Linked DNA regions of Homo sapiens: region 1 is linked to region 2. A link is a loop called in an ENCODE intact Hi-C map of the cell type or tissue named here. Cell type or tissue: dorsolateral prefrontal cortex. All regions are shown on one strand. Links, peaks and the distances in the headings refer to the core of each region. The heading gives the core; the rest is flanking DNA.

Region 1 (8,605 bases), core at 2,212-4,711, 90 kb after region 2:
GCCCAGCTAATTTTGTATTTTTAGTGGAGACAGGGTTTCTCCATGTTGTGTCAGGCTGGTCTGGGACTCCCCACCTTGGGTAATCTGCCTGCCTCGACCTCTCAAAGTGCTGGGATTACAGGCGGAGCCACCGCCTCTGGCCGGCGTCAGTATATTTTTTTATGTAAAGGGCCACTTAGTAACAATTTAGGCTTTGTGGGCCGTACAGCTTGTCACAGTATCCAACTTTGTCCTTGTGGCTCAAAAGCAGCCACAGATAATACAAGTACAAATACAAATGGCCGTAGCTGTGTGCCAATAAAACTTTATTCATAAGGTCAGGTAGTGGAGCAGATTTGGCCTGCGGGGACTGAGTTTGCCAACTTTTGGTCTAAAGTGTCTCAGCATCATTTCCTTCTGAGAGGTCTGAGCGCCTTTTCACAAATTACTGCTCATTGGAGTTTGCTTATGTTAATTGACTGTTCATATCCTTTGCCCATTTATCTGTGAGCTTCTGAGCTTTTTCTAGTTGATTTGTTAGAGGTTTTTATATTCTAGATATTTATTCCTGTTGGTTTTGGACACTATAGTTACCTTCACATCTGCCATCTACCTATGGAGTTGTTATCGAATGGAGGTCCTTAATTTTAGTCTAGTACAAGAGGGTCTTATACACAGACTCCTTTTCTTCTCTAGGACAAAGATGTCATCCTATATTTAGTTTTGTTAGCTTTGGTTTTACTGTTCATACGTAGGTCTTTAATCCATTAGCTTATTGTTGCATATGGTGTGAGGTAGGGATTCAATTTTTTTCCCCCCTGGGCAAGTCAGTTTTCCATGCACCATCTGCAGAATACTCTATGATCATAAATCATCATCATAGACTAAGTTCCTGCAAACACTTAGTCCTCTTATGTGACTTCTATTCCCTTCTGCTGGTTATTGATCTGTTTCTACTGCATTTCCACACTGTGTGTTACTATGGCTTTGTAAAATATTAATGTCTTTTTATAGCAGGTGAGGCAAGTTCAGACTTTTCAAGAGAAGTCAGAAAGCCAGATCGCTTTGTGAAATATCCTAATATGTTAGTGTTGGCATATGATTCCATTTTAATAGAATAGTGTTTGCCAAACCAAACGTGTCCATGGCCTAGTTCCAGCCTGTGCCTGCCAGTTGGCAAACATGGCTGAAACTTTCCCTGTGAATCTGACCACTGAGTGCACATCTGTGGATCTGCAGTGCTGGAGAAGAGCGAGTTCAGGGATGAGTCCCAGTACTTCCGCTTTCATGCTGACGAGGAGATGGAGGGGACCAGCAGCAAGAACAAACAGCTTCGCAACGACTTCAAGCTGGTGGAGAACATTCTGGCCAAGCGCCTGCTGGTAGGAGCACAGCTGAGCAGCTGTCCCTTCCTTGCCAGAGCCCCCTGCAGGCATGGGAGCTGGGCGACCTTCTGGTTATGCACAGGGAAGGGGGCTCAGCTTGGAGTACCAGAATAGGTGGATTCTAGGTGGTAGGGGGCAACTCTGCCAAGAAGCCAGGCTGCATCACTGGCTGAGACTACCCTCCTAACAAAAGAGATTGGGCTTGCAGGTCTCCCTTTCTGTTCCCTTGCCTCTCCTGTCCCCTCCCCGTACACTGTATAGAGAGGTTGGCCTCCTGAAGCAACTCATCCTGCATACCCCACAGCAGCCCCCATCTTAACGCGTGGCCTGCAGCAGGCAGTCAAGACAGAGGCTCAGAGGTTAGGTTTCTGGTCACTGCCAGGGTTGGAGCTGAAGCCTGACTCATATGAAGACGGCTCCATTAACTTCTCTCCCATAGTACTGCAGGGACTGCTGTTCCCTCTGATTTCATGCCCCTCACTGTAAAGTCCCCCAATGCTTCCCGTCACACTTAGGATAAAATTAAACCTCTCACTCCCCTCCCCTCCCCTTCTCTCTTTCCTCTTTCCCTCCCTTCCTCCTTCCTTCCTCTCTCTTCTTTCTTTTCTCTTTTCTTGTTTTCTTTTCTTCTTTCTCTCTCTCTCTCGTGCCCGTCCTTCCTTCCTTCCTTCCTTCCTTCCTTTTCTTTCTCTCCTCCCCTTTCTTTCTTCCCTCCCCTCCCCTCCATTCCCCTCTCTCCCCTCCCTTCCCCTTTCTCCCCTCCCCTCTCTCCTCTCTCCTCTCCTCTGCCTCCCCAGTGGCTAGGACAACAGACCTGCGCCACCACACCCAGCTAATTTTTGTATTTTTTATAAAGACAGGGTTTTGCTATGTTGCCCAGGCTGGTCTTGAACTCCTGGGATCAAGCGATCAACCCGTCTCGGCCTCCCAAAGTGCTGGGATTACAAGCGTGAGCCATTGCGCCTGACCTCCTGATCTCTTTTCTTATCCTCCAGTGCCTTGGGGCCTCCCTCAGGACCTTTGTACGTGCTGTGTCTGCTGCCTGGAGCATGTTCCTCCACTCTTTATGAAGTTTTGTTTTTCATTTCGTTCAGGCCTCAGCTCCGATAGCACCTTCTCTGCCCCCTTGCCGTGCCCTATCCCATTAAGTGCTTTAATTCCAACTACGTACACTCCCTGCATCACATCCTGTATTTCTTTTGTTTATTTGTTTATAGTTGGCCTCCCGCACTAAGCAGGGCTGGGCTTGTTTGTCTTGTTCTAGATGGTGTCTCCAGCACCCATGAGAACTGCCTGGCCCGTGTGATGGGCAGCATCTCAATCAATGTCTGTTGACTGAATGAGTGCCTTTCCCTGTATCCCCCGCACTGGGGAACCCCCAGACCTGTTTCTAGCATGCCTGCCATCCTGCCCTGGGGTGGGACCGCTCCTCCCTAAACTCCCTGACTCCACATTCTTGGTGGCTGGACACCTTTGGATCCGTGTGATTCGTTAAGCCAGTGGCAGGCACAGAGTGAGCACTGGCTCTGCCAGGTGCTGTTTGCGTTTTGCTCTGTCTCGCCCACCTGGATCTGGCCACTTCCCTACTAGACCTGGGACGAGGTCATGGTCCTGTGGGGGCCACGGTGGGGCTGGCCGTAGGCCCACCTCGCTCCCTGACCGGGTTCCTTCTGCCCTGGGCCCCCAGATCCTGCCCCAGGAGGAGGACTATGGCTTTGACATCGAGGAGAAGAACAAGGCTGTGGTGGTGAAGTCCGTCCAGAGGGGCTCGCTGGCTGAGGTGAGGCCCTCGGGGGAGCTGGCAGGGACCGTGTGCAGGTGGCAGAGCGGGGTGTCTCTCTTCACCCTCCTTGAGGCAGCCCAGCCCAGGAGATTCTGGAATGATCGCTGACTCCTCTTCTCTCATTGCTCACGTGGAGAAACTGAGTCCAGGACCCACTGTCTGCAGTGGCTACAGTAGCTGGGAGTGAGTGCAGAGTCCCGGGGCTGTGCTCCTGGTGTGTTCCACCACTGCCCTCTGCTGGACATTGTGGGGAGGTACAGGAAAAAAGCAGGTGTCTCAGTTTTCTGCAACCAGTCACAGTGGCTTGAATAAGATAAGCTCATTGCTGTCTGATGCAAAGCCTACAGGAGGATAGGTTAGGAGAGTGAGGGTGTGGCTGGCCGAGGATTCAGCCCTGGGGCCTTCCGGCTTTGCCTGGGGCGTGTGCAGGTGGGTGGGGGAGATGCACCTGCCGTGCTGGCTGGAGCCCAGCTTGCCCCTGTGGCAATTAGGAATGCTTTGGGCTGCAAGGAGCGACATACCCATGGCCGGAGCGGCTAGGTTGACCTTGCCAGTGATGTGAGCGGTTGGAAGGAGGCAGTTGTGAATCTTGGTTCGGGTCAGCAGGTCTTCATCTTTCTTCGCCAGGCCCTAACAGACATAAGATGGCCACCCCGGTGTGACCCTCGTGTCCCCACACAACAGGGTCAGGCCCCAGCAGAGTTTCCCCTCAGGAGGAATACCTTTCCCAGCTGCCCTCCCATGAGCTTCCCTTTGTGGCTCATGAGGCAGAACCAGGTCCCTTGTGCCCCTCAACTGCTTACCACAGACAGCACGCAGTCACCCAGTCCTGCTGGATCCCTTGGGCCAGCACCCTTCTGCTGAACACATTTGAGCTTCCTTGGTGAGGAGGGAAGGAGCTTAGTAACTGGTGTGCACGTCTGTCCTCTGCCGTCCCTACCCAGGTGGCTGGCCTGCAGGTGGGGAGGAAGATCTACTCCATCAATGAGGACCTGGTGTTCCTGCGGCCGTTTTCAGAGGTGGAGTCCATCCTCAACCAGTCCTTCTGCTCCCGCCGCCCTCTGCGCCTCCTGGTGGCCACGAAGGCCAAAGAGTGAGTGTCCCAGGGCGGGGTGTCCGGCAGCCCTCCCTCTCAGGCTGAGTGGTGGCTGAGGGCTGGGGTGGCATGAACTGTCCTGGTCCCCCGTGGCTGGGACCCATTGTTGGAGTCACACAACACAAGCTGGACCTTCATTAATTCGGCAGATGTTTACAGAGTGCCACTCTGTGCTTGGTGGCAGTTTGGGCCCTGGGAATCCAGCCACGTGGGGATGCATGCGGTTCCTGCCATTCATAGATCTCAGATCTAGTTGGGGGAGGAGGCAGGAGACAGACAATGTGCAGATACAGAAGTAAGACACTGAGCCTGTGCTGGTGAGCGTGGCACAGATAAGTTTCTATAAACCCGGGAAAGGGGCCAGAGTGTGCAGAGGGATGGCTGTCAGGGAGACGTCACTGCGAGTCGGGGTGAAGACCCGAAGCAGATGAGGGGGGAGTCAAGGGGATTTCTGGAGGAAGAGGGCTCCAGGCAGGGGAAGCAGCTAGGGCAGAGGCCCTGAAGTGGGACCGTGTCTGGCGCATTGGAAGAGCAGAAGGAAGCTGATGGGGCTGGAGCAGTGAGTGAGAGGGAGGGCTGGGTAGTGAGGTCTGTAGGGTAACGGGGTCCAGCCCTGGAGGCCCCTGGCAAGGACCCATGGGGAGCCACTGGAAGCTTCTGATCGAAGTCCTGTGGCTGCAAGTGGAGCTCAGATTGTCAGGGGCAAAGGTGGCTCTCGGGGGAGCTGAGGAGGTGGTGGCTCAGCAGAGTGCGAGAGCAGGGGTGGGAGGAGCAGACCCGTGCTAGGGGTAGGTACCGGGGAGCAAAGCATTTTGTCTTTGAAAAATTATGCATCTGGTTTTTCACTTTTCCCTTTTATTTAACACAGATCTTCTCTTGACAGGAGGGGTGGAAAGTTTTAAATATGATTATTTCAGTAAAAAGGCGAGCTGACTTAGGGAAAATGTGGTTGATCGATGGGTTGGTATGTGGAAGTGGCAGAAAGCACCAAGGTGGAATGTGTCTGCTGAAAGCTGTGGAAACACCTGGTTTGAGAGCAGGCTCCCAGCTCGGCTTTATCTGCAGGGGGGAATGGGAGGGACAATTGTGCAGCATAGGGTTGGAGACCTGCCTTAGACGGGGATGTGGGCAGGGTACTGATGCTCCAGGAGCAGTGACACCCATTGCCCTCCCTGGCAGGTGCTGCCTCTCTGCTTTGGGGATCGACCCACAGAATGGCCCAGACCTGCCTTCCTAGGGGACTTGTGTGGGTGTTTTTCTAGGGTCAGCACCGAGATGTACCAGCAGATCACTTCTCACCCTCCCACCTGCGATTGTTAAACTATTGACTGGTTGGAGTGCTGGTCTCACCTCCAAGGGTCTTAGGACAGGAGAATGATGGAGGTGTGGGAGGATGGTCTGGAATTTCTGTTCGAGGACAGAAGCTCCAAGGGCAGGCCAGTGGGTTGTGCTTAATCAAAGATCCTGGTGGCATGGGCTCTGCCTGATTGACATTTCTCTCTGTATTTGGGAGCTGGAAAGCCTGGTGGTGCTACTACTATTTTGGGCTGAATTTTCCCAGTGTTTCCAAGGCAGAAAGTCTCTGGGTTGGCACCGGGGTTATTGAGAGTGATGCTGGTTTTCCTCATGGCCTTTTTCCCTGCCTCTTCTACCTGGTGCAGGATCATCAAAATCCCCGACCAGCCGGACACACTGTGCTTCCAGATTCGTGGAGCTGCCCCACCGTACGTCTATGCTGTGGGGAGAGGTGAGTGGGAGCCTTGGGAGAGAGGGGAAAGGTGCAGAAGATGGTGGATCTGTCTGTGTGGCAGGAGTTCAGAGCCTTCTGAACTCTAGGCTTCTGCCAGACAATGTACCATCAGCACTTATTTTCTTTGCCTGATGCCAAGACTTGCAAACACAAATGCCTGTTGGGGTCAGGCAGGCTACAAGTGGGTAGCCATCCCAGTGGAAGACAGTGGGTAGTGGTGAGGACTATGGCAAGGTGAAAAAATACATGTTCACTCTGGAAGGAGCAGTGGCTCCTCAGCTGGAGCTCCTTATTGCCAGACAGGAATGTGGGTCCACTCTCACCAGACTTGATTTTCTAAGAGAAGCCACCAATGCAAATTTGGGGGCTCTGCCGCAATACTTCTATGGCCGGATCCAGCCGAAAGGCCACCAGTTCAAGACCTCTGCTTTCTGCATTGCCTATTCCTTGTGTGCTATTAAAGGCGTCACTATGTCTTGGAGATGGAACCAAGTAGGTCTATGATACTGGGCCCCCAAACTTTTTTTGCATCTAAGTGCCCCTCCCTTTAAAGTTTAAACATAAATTTTTCACTTGTGTGGTCATAGTTGTGTGTTTACTAGGTGTTCATTAAGAAAACGCATACCATGACAGAAGGTTACTGAGAATTTGATAATATTTTAAAGTAGGTTTTCATTTTGTCCTAAAGCAGTGATTCTCACCTTGGGACAACTTAGCCTCCTCTCCAGAGGACATCGGCCCTGCCCGGAGACATTTTTGTTTGTCGTAACTGGGGAGGGGGTGTTTCTGGCGGTTAGTGGGTAGACCAGGGATCCTGCTAAACGTGCTGCAGTGCACAGGACAGCCCCAGAGAACCACACAGAATTATCTGGCCCAAAATGTCAGCAGTGCCTTGGTGAGAAATCCTGCCTCAGAACATCTGCAGAGATACTGATAATGGGTAGTAATAGGTGTTCATAGGCAAAGACGGTAAAAAGAATAAACCAGCTGCTATTCCTTGAGCACTTACCGAGTGCCAGGCACGATGCTAAATGCTGCACACGTGTTAGCTCGTCGGATCTCCCCGCGACCCTCAGCGTAGGGATTATGAGCGTTCCCATTTCACAGATGAGGAAGCCAGCCTCCAGAGAGTGAAGGGACTTGCCGAAGGTTCCAGGGTCGGTCTATGGCAGAGCCAGGGTTTGAAGCCATGCAAGTCCCCAGGGGCTGTACTTGGCACCACCACACCATTCAGGCCTGGTATTGCCCCATGTCTGGGCAAAGCTTGACATTTGTTTGCATTTCCAGACCTTTCACATGAACTACAAAAAAAACCCTGGGTTCAAGACCTACGGTTTGGGGATTGTGGAATAGCTGAAAAACCTTGCCCTTGGAGTCTCATAGGCCTGGTTGGAATCCTGGCTTCTGGCCATTCGGCCTAGAGAGCATGGCTTTGCCTCTCTGAGCCCATCACGCTTTCTGCCAAATGCGGCCCAGTAGCACAAGGCGGCTGCAGGACTTTAAAGGAGACGAGGTTCTAGAGTGAAACGGGCCTGAATCGGATCCCGTTTGCCTTGCTGCGTGACCTTGGGCCAGCTACTACTTCTCTGAACCTTAGTTTCTTCTGCAAAATGGGAACATCAATCCATTCTTTGCACTGGAGTGTCAGAGGGCGGCTCTGGGGTGGGAGGGGTGGAGGTGGAGTCCTTGCGCGTGTCTGGGGTTGCAGTGGTGGGTGGTGGGGGACAGTGTTCAGCGGGCTGCTTGTACTTGCCTGGCATCCAGCCTCATGTGCTCCTGTTCCCCTTAGGCTCTGAGGCCATGGCTGCAGGGCTCTGTGCTGGTCAGTGCATTCTGAAGGTCAATGGCAGCAACGTGATGAACGATGGTGCCCCTGAGGTCCTGGAGCACTTCCAGGCATTCCGGAGTCGGCGCGAAGAGGCCCTGGTAAGTTTACTGGAAACCGGGGCCGTCAAAGAAGTCCTGCTGAGTGGGGGTGGGTGGCTGAGGGCTGTCCTCTCTTTAGAGAAAAGCCTGCATGTACCACTGGTTGTGAGTAGGGTGGAGCTGCTGACCCAACAAGAGGGAGCTGGGCCTGAGCTTTGTGCTCCCGCTGCATCCTTAAACCAGAGTTGCTGAGCCATGATACCCGGGGGTCTCGGTTTTCACAGCTGTGAAATGGGTGTGACCAGACCCTCTCTCCTCACCACATAGGCATGTTGGGCACATAGTCAAGTGGGTTGGGAAAGTGGATACTCCATTTGGTTGGGGGCCAGGGTTCTGGTGGAGGGCGAGATTCCCTCATTGATTGATTCACTGGTTCACTCAGTGTGTGTGTGTTGGGCACCTGCTGTGCACCAGGCATGTTTGTAGACCCTGGGGACACAGGAGAGACGTGTCTGCACCCATGTCCCTGCCTCACATTTTCACATCCCCTGGCTTCTGTATGGAGCATAGACTGTGCACGGTGAGGGCTGAGTGTGACTGGTGGTCAGTGAGTTTCCAGAGCTCTGGAACCCAGGGGCAGTTCACACCTCGGCCCTGTCCCCTCCTCCCTACCTGCCGGCACCATGGCTGTCCCCTTACTCTGGCTTCTGGCAGGGCCTGTACCAGTGGATCTACCACACCCATGA
Region 2 (8,605 bases), core at 3,164-5,663:
CCCCTAGACTTGTTGAATTTCTTTTTGCAAATGGTTTCAAGCAAATTCGGTGTAGTATTAAGATTTGCCAAAGCTGGGTAGTGATGAGTTTGTGGGTGTTTGTTGTTTCTCTCTATTCTTTTCTGTATCCCTGACGTATTTCATCATCACATTCATAAAATGAAGAGGAGGACTTGGGCAGATGTGAGGACAAGTGGTCCAGGCATGGGCAAAGCTTCCGAGGCTGGAGGAGTTTCTCAGGCAGCCCTGGAAATCCTGAGAACAGTATTGTGTCTAAGGGAGGCTTCGGAGATGAGAGCTGCTTTTGACCTGAGTGTTTCAAAGCTGTCAAGCCTTGGACAAAGGAAGAGTCGCCCTGGAGGGTCCCTTTCACCATCCTGCCAGTGCAGGGGACGCCGTGCTGCCTGGAAAAGCCAGTCGTGCCTTGGGCAGCAGGAGGGCTGGTCCCAGAGCCTCTGCTGCCCATTCTTTCCGGGTCACGAGCTGCCCATTGTGGCCTTCACACCGGCTTGTTTGCAGTTCCTCAGTGGGTGGCCCGAGCCTCCCATTGTTGCAGCACAATAGCGGTGGCAGAGCTCGTGTGAAGAAACCAGGACAGGAAGCCCCAATCTAGGCCAGCGGAGTGCGGCACTCCCAGCTTCCTGCCCTCCCTGGCTGTGCTGGGTGAGGCTGCCTTTGTCTCCCTCTAGTCTGGGGAGGCTGGAGCTTGACTTCCTGTCAGTATCCCAGGCCCTGTTAAAACATCCTCTAGGAACCCCAGTCCCTGTCCCCTCCGCTCATTGTCGTTTCAAAAACAGGATCCACAGACTTCCAAGGAGCCTGAGTCGAGGTCTCCGGCATGGGTCAGGCACTGTGCCAGGCGCATTCCAAACCTTCCTTTGATTTTCAAGCACCTGCTATTTGCTGAGCACTACATTTGGCCCTGAAGACGTAGCTGTGAACAAGACAGGCAGGGTCCCTGCCTTCAGGGAGCTTCCATTCACTTTATCCCATGACATTCTAAAAGGTGCTGTATTCCTATGATTCCACTGGGAAGAGTAAATGAAGACTTAGAGAGGCTAGTGCACTTTCCTGAGGTCACACAGCAGGAAGGACCCATGGTTGAAACTCAGACTCACCAGTTTCCAAACCTGGCCTCTGATGTTGGATTGGGGGTTATGGTTTCATCCCAGCCATGATCCCTGCTTATCCTGGCCTTTCCCTTAGGAGCTTGTATAGATTGCTTAACCTCAGTTTCCTCATCTGTCAAATGAGCTCCTAACGCAAGATGGGAAGATAGGAGTTTGCATTAAGAAGAGGAGGGCCTCTTGGCGGAGGTGACATTTGAACTAAGGCCGGATGGATGAGGAGGCTGCTCAGGGCAGAATGGGGGAGAACATCTTGCAAGCAGGAACAGCATATGCAAAGGTCCTGAGGCAGGAGTGTATTTGGCAGGTGGATAGAATCTAGAATGAGAGTGTGGCTGAAGATTATTTATATTGAGGTGTGTGGGAGGATGAAGTACTGGAAGATGAGATCAGAGAGATTAACAAGGACAAGATCATGGGGACCATGGAAAGATTTGGATTTTAAGTGCAGTGGGAAGCCATGGAGATTTTAAAGGCATGGATTGACTGATCTCCTGTACATATTTAAAGGGATCTCCCTGGCTGTGTGTGTAGAGAACAGACTTTTGGGAGGGTGAAGGGGACCAGGAGGGAAATGGCTGTGTTAGTCCAGGCAGGAGATGATGATGGCTTGGACTGGGGGGGTGGTGGCTGTGGAGATGGGGACCAGTGGTTGTAGTATTCAGGTAAAGCTGGTAACATTTGCTGATGTATTGGAAATGGAGTGTCAGAGGAGAGGGGCTGAGGACGGCTAGTGGGTTTTGGCTAGAGCCCTTGAAAGACAGAGGTGCCATTAAGTGGGGAAGAGTTCGGTGTGAGTTTGGGAAAGGTCATTAATTAAGTGTTGGACAGGCTGAGTTTGGACATCCAGGTGGAGACACTGAATCTGCAGCTGGAGATAAGAGTCTGGGGGTTTCAGGGGAGAAGTCCAGGCTGGGGATATAAACATGGGGGTCATAAAAAAAGGGGATTTAACCCATTTATGCTGGAGGTTGCAATTTTTTTTTTTAATAAAAAATCAGACCTTGGCAATGACCTTGAAGAGTAGGATATAAGTAACTCCCACAAGCTTAGCATTCCAGTAATGGAACACTAGGCATAAATGGGTTAAAGCCCCAAGACTGGCTGAGATGGCTCTGCACTCTGTGTGGACAGAGACGAAGCTGCTTCCTGTGTCTTGCCTTCCTCTGTGACTCGCCATGTGGACTGTCATTGCGCCCCCTCCCAAGAGGCTTGAGTCTGGGCAGGTGGCCGGGCTCCCGGGGGCAGGCATGGACGTGTCGTGTCTCTGGGTGATGGAAAGGATCTGACAGCCTTGTGCAGAGGGCTAGCCTCCTCTCTGCTTACCTGCTCCGCTTCCCCTGACCCCAGCACTATCTTGGGCTGTCCCCGCCATCTCTCCTGCACTCAGAGATCTCCCTAGACAAGCGTGGTGGGATGAGACAGGCCCCTGCAGCCCATGTCTTAATCAGCCTGCACCTGGGCTCTGTGACAGGGAGACCATGTGCTCACCTGGAGCAGCCCCCGTGTGGACCCCCAATCTGTCATCCATCTTGGCAGGGCAGGTGACTGATAGGCCCCACAGCTCCCCGTGGCCCTGTGGCTATGACAGCACCATGAATTCCTTTTCCCAGGGGTCTCCATGTGGCTGCTTCCAGGTTAGCCTACAGCCAGATCCCACATCCTGGAGTTCCGGCAAACCAGGCGGAGGTGGCTGTGGGTGCTGGGCCTCGGTCTCCCTTAGGTGCTGACTCTGCTGTCTCTCCTTTCCCCAACATTTATCCCTGTGACTCTCTCAGCCCATACGTGTGACCCCTCGGCAGCTCTTCTTTCTGCCACTTTTCTACCCACACCACCTGGTGCCAGGCCACCGTCATCTCTTGTTGGCACCATTGCACCCTACTGCCCTGGTCCCCCCACTTTTACTCACAACCCCTAAAATCCAGTTCCTTGCAATAACAGAGGGCTTTTTCACCAACACTTCAAAACTGGGAGACTTTTCTTTTGAAAAAAAATTCTAATTTCTGGCTTCATTAAAAACCACAACAACACCCAAATCCGAACCTCTGGTGGTCCTGGGCCTGCGGCCTCCCCACGTGACCCCACATGAATGGTGCACCCTCGGCTCCCGCAGCCCCTGTCACTCCTGCCCTGGTGTCGTCACACTCATCTACTGCGTCTCACAGAGGAGAGACGTGATTTGTCTGTTCCAAGCCCCTGAAAGGGTGGTAGAAGGACCATGGTCCATTCAAACAGTACATTCCTGGCATCTGCAAGGAAGCTTCTTGTGAGATGATCTGGAAGGATCTCTGAGCTATATTAAGTAGAAAATCCAGGTGCGGGTCATCCAGTATACGTTGCTATTTTTTGGTGTGTAAAGAGGTTAAAAAAAAAAAGGAATAGATGTGTATGTGTGTGTGTTTGTTTTTGCATAGATTTTTTGGAAGAATACCCAAGAAACTAGTAGCTGGGGTTCCTGTAGGGGTTGGGGAGGGACTAGATGGTTTGGGGCTGGGGTAAGGAGAGAGACTTTCTCTGTTTTTGCCATTTTTATTTTTGACTTTTGAGCCATGTGACTGTGTTATTACTCAGAGGTTAAATTGTAAAGCAAAGTAAAAAAAAAATTGAAAGGGGAAATGAATTAGAGTCTGAGAGGCGCCCCTGGGTGAGGAAGCAGGTGTGTATCTTTTTGGGCCAAAGGTTCCTCGAAGGCAGGGGCTTTGAGATTTTCTCTGCTGTATCTTCAGGGCCCAGTGCAGGGCCTGGCGTCGTAGGTGCACAGCACACCCCTGGTGACCGTGTGGGAGTGAGGGCTGCTCCAGTGTGTTTAAGGTGTAAGCAGAGCACGTTTTTCCTCGTCCTCTGCCTGTGTCCCTGGACTCGTGGTACCTCCCAGATCCTAGTTGGCATTTGAACTTGAGAGCCTTCTGTAGGGCCGTCCATGGGAGAGCTGGAGACGCGGACACTCACCTCTCTCTGCTTCTCTCCTCCAGGCATTCCTGCATCGCATCCGGCAGAACGTGGCCGACTCAGTGGAGAAGGGCCTCACGGAGGAGAATGTCAAGGTGTGGACGCTGGGGCTGGCCCCTGTTCTAGAGCATCTGTGTTGCTTTGTGCCTTGCTCTTCCCGTGCGATGCTCAGAGGGTGTGCATGCAGGGGGAGGCGCATCACCCGCTGGCTGCTGGCCGCCAGCTTTGCCCTGCCCCAGCTTGCTCCCTTCAGCCCCTGGAGGCCTCTTGTCCTGTGAGCAAGCTGTGCTTGGTGGATGTCAGCAGGAATTTTTAGCCCCGGGCCCCACTTTCCAACCCGAGACTTTCCCTCTGTGCTCATTGTGACCCCCCAGTCTTCCGGGCTCCTCGTGTCAGGCCCTCTGGCTTGGAGCCAGTGGAAAATCCTCTCCCAAGTGCCCCCGGGAGCCGGGCACCTCCAGTCCCTCTCCTGGCAGTCCCGGCCCCCGCTCCCGCCCTGGGCATCCAGTGTCCAGGCAGGGCTGATGAGTAATTGGGTCCAGTTTGGCCTTGGCCATGGCTCTGGGGAGTTTGAGGAGGAGATCAATAGGCCTTCTGTGTGCATGGCTCAGCCCCAGCCTGGCTCTCCAGGCCTGGCTTTCTGTGTGACCTCACTCTCTGAGCTGCCTTTCAGGCCTCGGGGCTCTGAGGGTCCTGGTGTCCAAGGTGCCCAGTATTTACAGCACACAAAGGACTCGGTCATAGAAGACATTCCCCCCAAACGCCCTGATTAATCTGGACGGTGGCCTTGCATGTTGACAGCTCTACACCGAATTATTTGCATAAGAAAGCTGAGTCTTAGAGATGTCAAGGACTTGCTCAAGGTCTCTGCATGGCTCCTCCTGGGGGTGGGGTGTGTGTGTGTGTGTGTGTGTGTGTGTGTGTGTGTGTGTGTGTGTGTGTGTGTGTGTGTGTGTGTGTGTTCATGCACTGGGATCTAAACTCTATGCCTGCATTCATTTATTCACTCATTCATTCAGCAAATATGGCTGAGCACCTCCTGTTTATTCCACTTATTTATTACACTGTTTGTTATAGTTTACAAATTATTTATTATAATTTTAAGCTGCGACTTATTACAGTTTATAAAAAATTACCTTTTTTTTTAATGAGGTAGAAGTCTCATACAGTAAAGGGTGCAAACCTTAGTGCTGAATGCAGTGCGTGTCTACGTACGAATGCACCAGTGTACCATGAAACCAAATGAAGGCAGAGAGCATTTCCCAGCCCCAACTGCCCACTCTGGGCCCCCCTCAGTCAGTCCTCCCTCCCTAAAGGTAATCCCTGGTTCCTAGTACCATGGATTGGTTTTGCCTGTTCTTGAAATTTACATTAAAGTGAGCTCTTTCGTGTCCCTGCCTGCCTCTGGGATTTGCCCATGATGTTGTGTGTAGCTGTGGTTCACTCTTTTTCATTGCTGTGTGGTGTTCCATTGTAGGAATGCAACACAGTTTACTTACCCATTCTCCTGTGGATGGATATTTTAGTTATTTCCAGTTTTTGGCTGTTAACAACTATTCTTAAAAAACATACAATCATGAGGGCCAGGCGAGGTGGCTCACGCCTGTAATCCTAGCACTTTGGGAGGCTGAGGCAGGCAGATTGCCTGAGCTCAGGAGTTCGAAACCAGCCTGGGCAACACGGTGAAACCCTGTCTCTACTAAAATACAAAAAAAGTTAGCCAGGCATGGCGGCATGCATCTGTATTCCCAGCTACTCGGGAGGCTGAGGCAGGAGAATTGCTTGAACCCTGGAGACGGAGGTTGCACTGAGCCAAGTTTGTGCCACTGTACTTCACACTCCAGCCTGGGCGACAGAGCGAGATTCCGTCTCTAAAAAAGAAAATAATAATAATAATTTAAAAAATACAATCATAAAAGACTCAGAGAGGCAAAGTAATAATAATAATTGCTCATTGCGGGGTCTGTCCTGTACATTGCAGGAAGGGTTAACAGCATCCCTGGCCTCTGTCTACGAAACACCCCTTTTCCTCCCAATTTGTGACAACCAAAAATGTCCCTTGACAATTGCCGCATATCCTGTGTGTGTGGCGGGGTGGTGGGTAAAATTGCCCCTTGTTGGGAACAACTGATCAGAAGGTTAAATTCTAAAATGTAGGATTGCTGGGTCAAATTGTATTAGTGTTTTACACTTTTAGATTGATGTGGGGAAACAGGGTATCTCATATATTGTTTGTGAGAGTTTAGACAGCGTATTTCTAACCTCCTTCCTTATTGTGTTTTCTTCTACCACGTCATTTTAATGAGTGCATGGAAATATACTTGTAATTTCAACATCGTCCTGTAGCTGGACACAGCAGTTGTGTCTGACTGTGATGAATGTCTGCATACTAAATGTGGAGCTGCTTGCAAGACTTTGACCTTGGGAATATTATTTTATCTGAGCCTTGGTTCTTCATCTGTAAATTGGGCATAACAATAGTTTCTATCTCACAGATTTACAGTGGGGATTAGATTCTATGAATGCGTATAAAGTTCTTAACACACGATTAGTCACTAATTCCGATTATAGTAAATAAATATTGGTAATATTTCTGTTATTACAAAGATTTCTATTAGTGGTAAACCAGTTCCGGTGTTTGAGAGTTCTTCTTTGACTACAATGTCACCCGCACCGAGGTTTGTATTTTTTCAGTGCTTGGCTTTGCTCTCCCTCTGAGCCTTAACGCTGTCCTCTGGCCTCTCTTTTCCTCACAGGTCCTGTTCTCGAACATCGAAGACATCCTGGAAGTTCATAAGGATTTCTTGGCCGCCTTGGAGTATTGTTTACACCCGGAGCCGCAGTCTCAGCATGAACTTGGGAATGTTTTCTTAAAATTCGTGAGTACCATGCCACTGCCCCTGGTGGACTCTAGTTTTTGAAAAGTGGGCTTCTCCCTGGGTCCCTGCCCCATCCGCCTTCACCAGCTTCCTCTGTAGGCCTGTCTGGGAGATGGGGTAGCAAGGTGGGCAGGTGGGCCCAGTCTGCATCCCTGGAACTATGGGAAGTAGGTCAGGCCCAGCAGGCTGTGGGCATTTTTAGTGACTCTCCTTTCCCTCAGCTCCACATAGAGGGTGGGCCCTCACTGAATGCATGTGTCCTGGAGTCCTGCGACCTCCTGGCCTGGCGGGGCCCCTCTGCCACAGTGACCATCAGAGGTAGCTAGTGGCCAAGAAGAGATGGACTTGGCATCAGACAGACCTGGGTTTGAGTCCCGGCTCAGGCACCCACTGGACAGTAAGGGTGTCTGATCCTGGGGTGCCCCGTTGGGCTGTTGGTCAGAGAGGCTGACGCTTGTTGCAATAGCCTCTCTCTTCCTGCAAGATTACTAACGCATTTGGAATTGTGGGTGGTAGGCTGGAAGAAGGAAGGCAACTGCTTTTCCATACCCTCTTTTTCTGTACTACCTGGGACCCCCCTCACAGACAGAAGAACCCAAGCTAGCCTCACGGGCACGAGATGTGAGCCAAACTCCTTTGCCTCTCTGAGCCTCTATTTCCTCCTGTAATTGCAAAGTAGGGACAATTCCGTATACCTCCTAAGGTTGATGGCCAGACTCAGAGGTAAAGCAATCGGGTAGAGAGTCTAGAGCAGAGCTTCTCAGCTGGGGTGATTCTGGCCCCCAGGGGACAATGGGCAATGTCCAGACACATTTTTGGTTGTCCTAGCTCTAGAGTGCTACTGGTTTCTAGTAAGTAGAGGCCAGGGATGCCACCAAACATCCTATAATGCACATGACAGCCCCGACAACAGAGAATCATCTGACCTCAAATGTCAGTGGTGCCAAGGTGGAGAAACTTTGGTGTATCAGCACTCGGCCACTGTTAACTCATCATCATCATCATCATCATCATCATCATCATCATCATCATCACTAACTCACTTCTCCAAGGGATCACATCTGAGTGGCTAGAGCCTAAGATGATGGAGCTGTGTGACTTTGCCCTCAGAGGGCAATGGGGGGCAAGTCTCATGTGCGATCAGGCGTGCAGACTACCCCAAGATGCAGTCATTCAGCCAAGGGCCAGCCACTCTCTACGTGAAAGTGAGGGCAAGGAGAGCTTCTGGCCAGGCTGCTGAGCCACTCATGAACTGTGGTCCTCTCAGCAAGTTGACTGATCTTGTCTGTGCCTCATTGTCCTTTTACCCATAAACGGGATAAATCCAGGACATTGTGAGGATTAAGCAAGATAATACAAGGAGCCTGCTCAGTGCAGCTCCTGGCACAGTAAGTGCTCAATAAATGTCGACGTTATCTTCCTATTCACATAGCGGACGCTCCTCCATCTTTGGAATTGGACAAATAAGAGCACAATGGGGCGCAGGTGGGCTGGGTGCTAGCGGAGGGCATTGAGCAGAGGAGGGAAGTGGTCCACAGGCCCTTTGGCTGCTGTGAGGGGGAGTAGCTGTGGAGGGAGAACTGGAAGCCGGGAGACATCTAAGAGGTTACCCCACCAAGTGAGATGACGGTGCCTCGGACCAGCATGGTA

What was found. A loop is a pair of places that touch in the nucleus more often than their neighbours do. Peaks named below come from ENCODE experiments on the same cell type or tissue, not always from the same donor. Only the 100,000 strongest peaks of a DNase experiment are listed, where the experiment ranks them.
Region 1: a loop joins it to region 2, with 13 times the contacts of the local background. A loop is called at or near these places in 7 of 110 quality-filtered maps.

Annotation. Positions count from the first base shown.
Region 1 is chr20:48,652,675-48,661,279 of GRCh38, reverse strand. PREX1 (phosphatidylinositol-3,4,5-trisphosphate dependent Rac exchange factor 1) reads left to right here. Exons shown (of 40, transcript NM_020820.4): 16 at 1,219-1,361; 17 at 3,052-3,144; 18 at 4,092-4,240; 19 at 5,905-5,990; 20 at 7,783-7,919; 21 at 8,574-8,605. Among named protein-coding and RNA genes, the nearest start is that of PREX1, 170 kb to the left of the region's middle. In dorsolateral prefrontal cortex, for the core only: CTCF peaks have their summits at 3,186, 3,387 (motif pointing left) and 4,223 (motif pointing left); DNase peaks (open chromatin) are centred at 3,359 and 4,359; H3K4me3 peaks cover 892 bases; H3K27ac peaks cover 2,500 bases.
Region 2 is chr20:48,743,375-48,751,979 of GRCh38, reverse strand. PREX1 (phosphatidylinositol-3,4,5-trisphosphate dependent Rac exchange factor 1) reads left to right here. Exons shown (of 40, transcript NM_020820.4): 2 at 4,100-4,171; 3 at 6,833-6,955. Among named protein-coding and RNA genes, the nearest start is that of PREX1, 80 kb to the left of the region's middle. RefSeq lists enhancers at 227-356, 1,959-2,554, 3,710-4,442. In dorsolateral prefrontal cortex, for the core only: no CTCF peak of the experiment used is centred there; a DNase peak (open chromatin) is centred at 4,629; H3K4me3 peaks cover 915 bases; H3K27ac peaks cover 2,500 bases.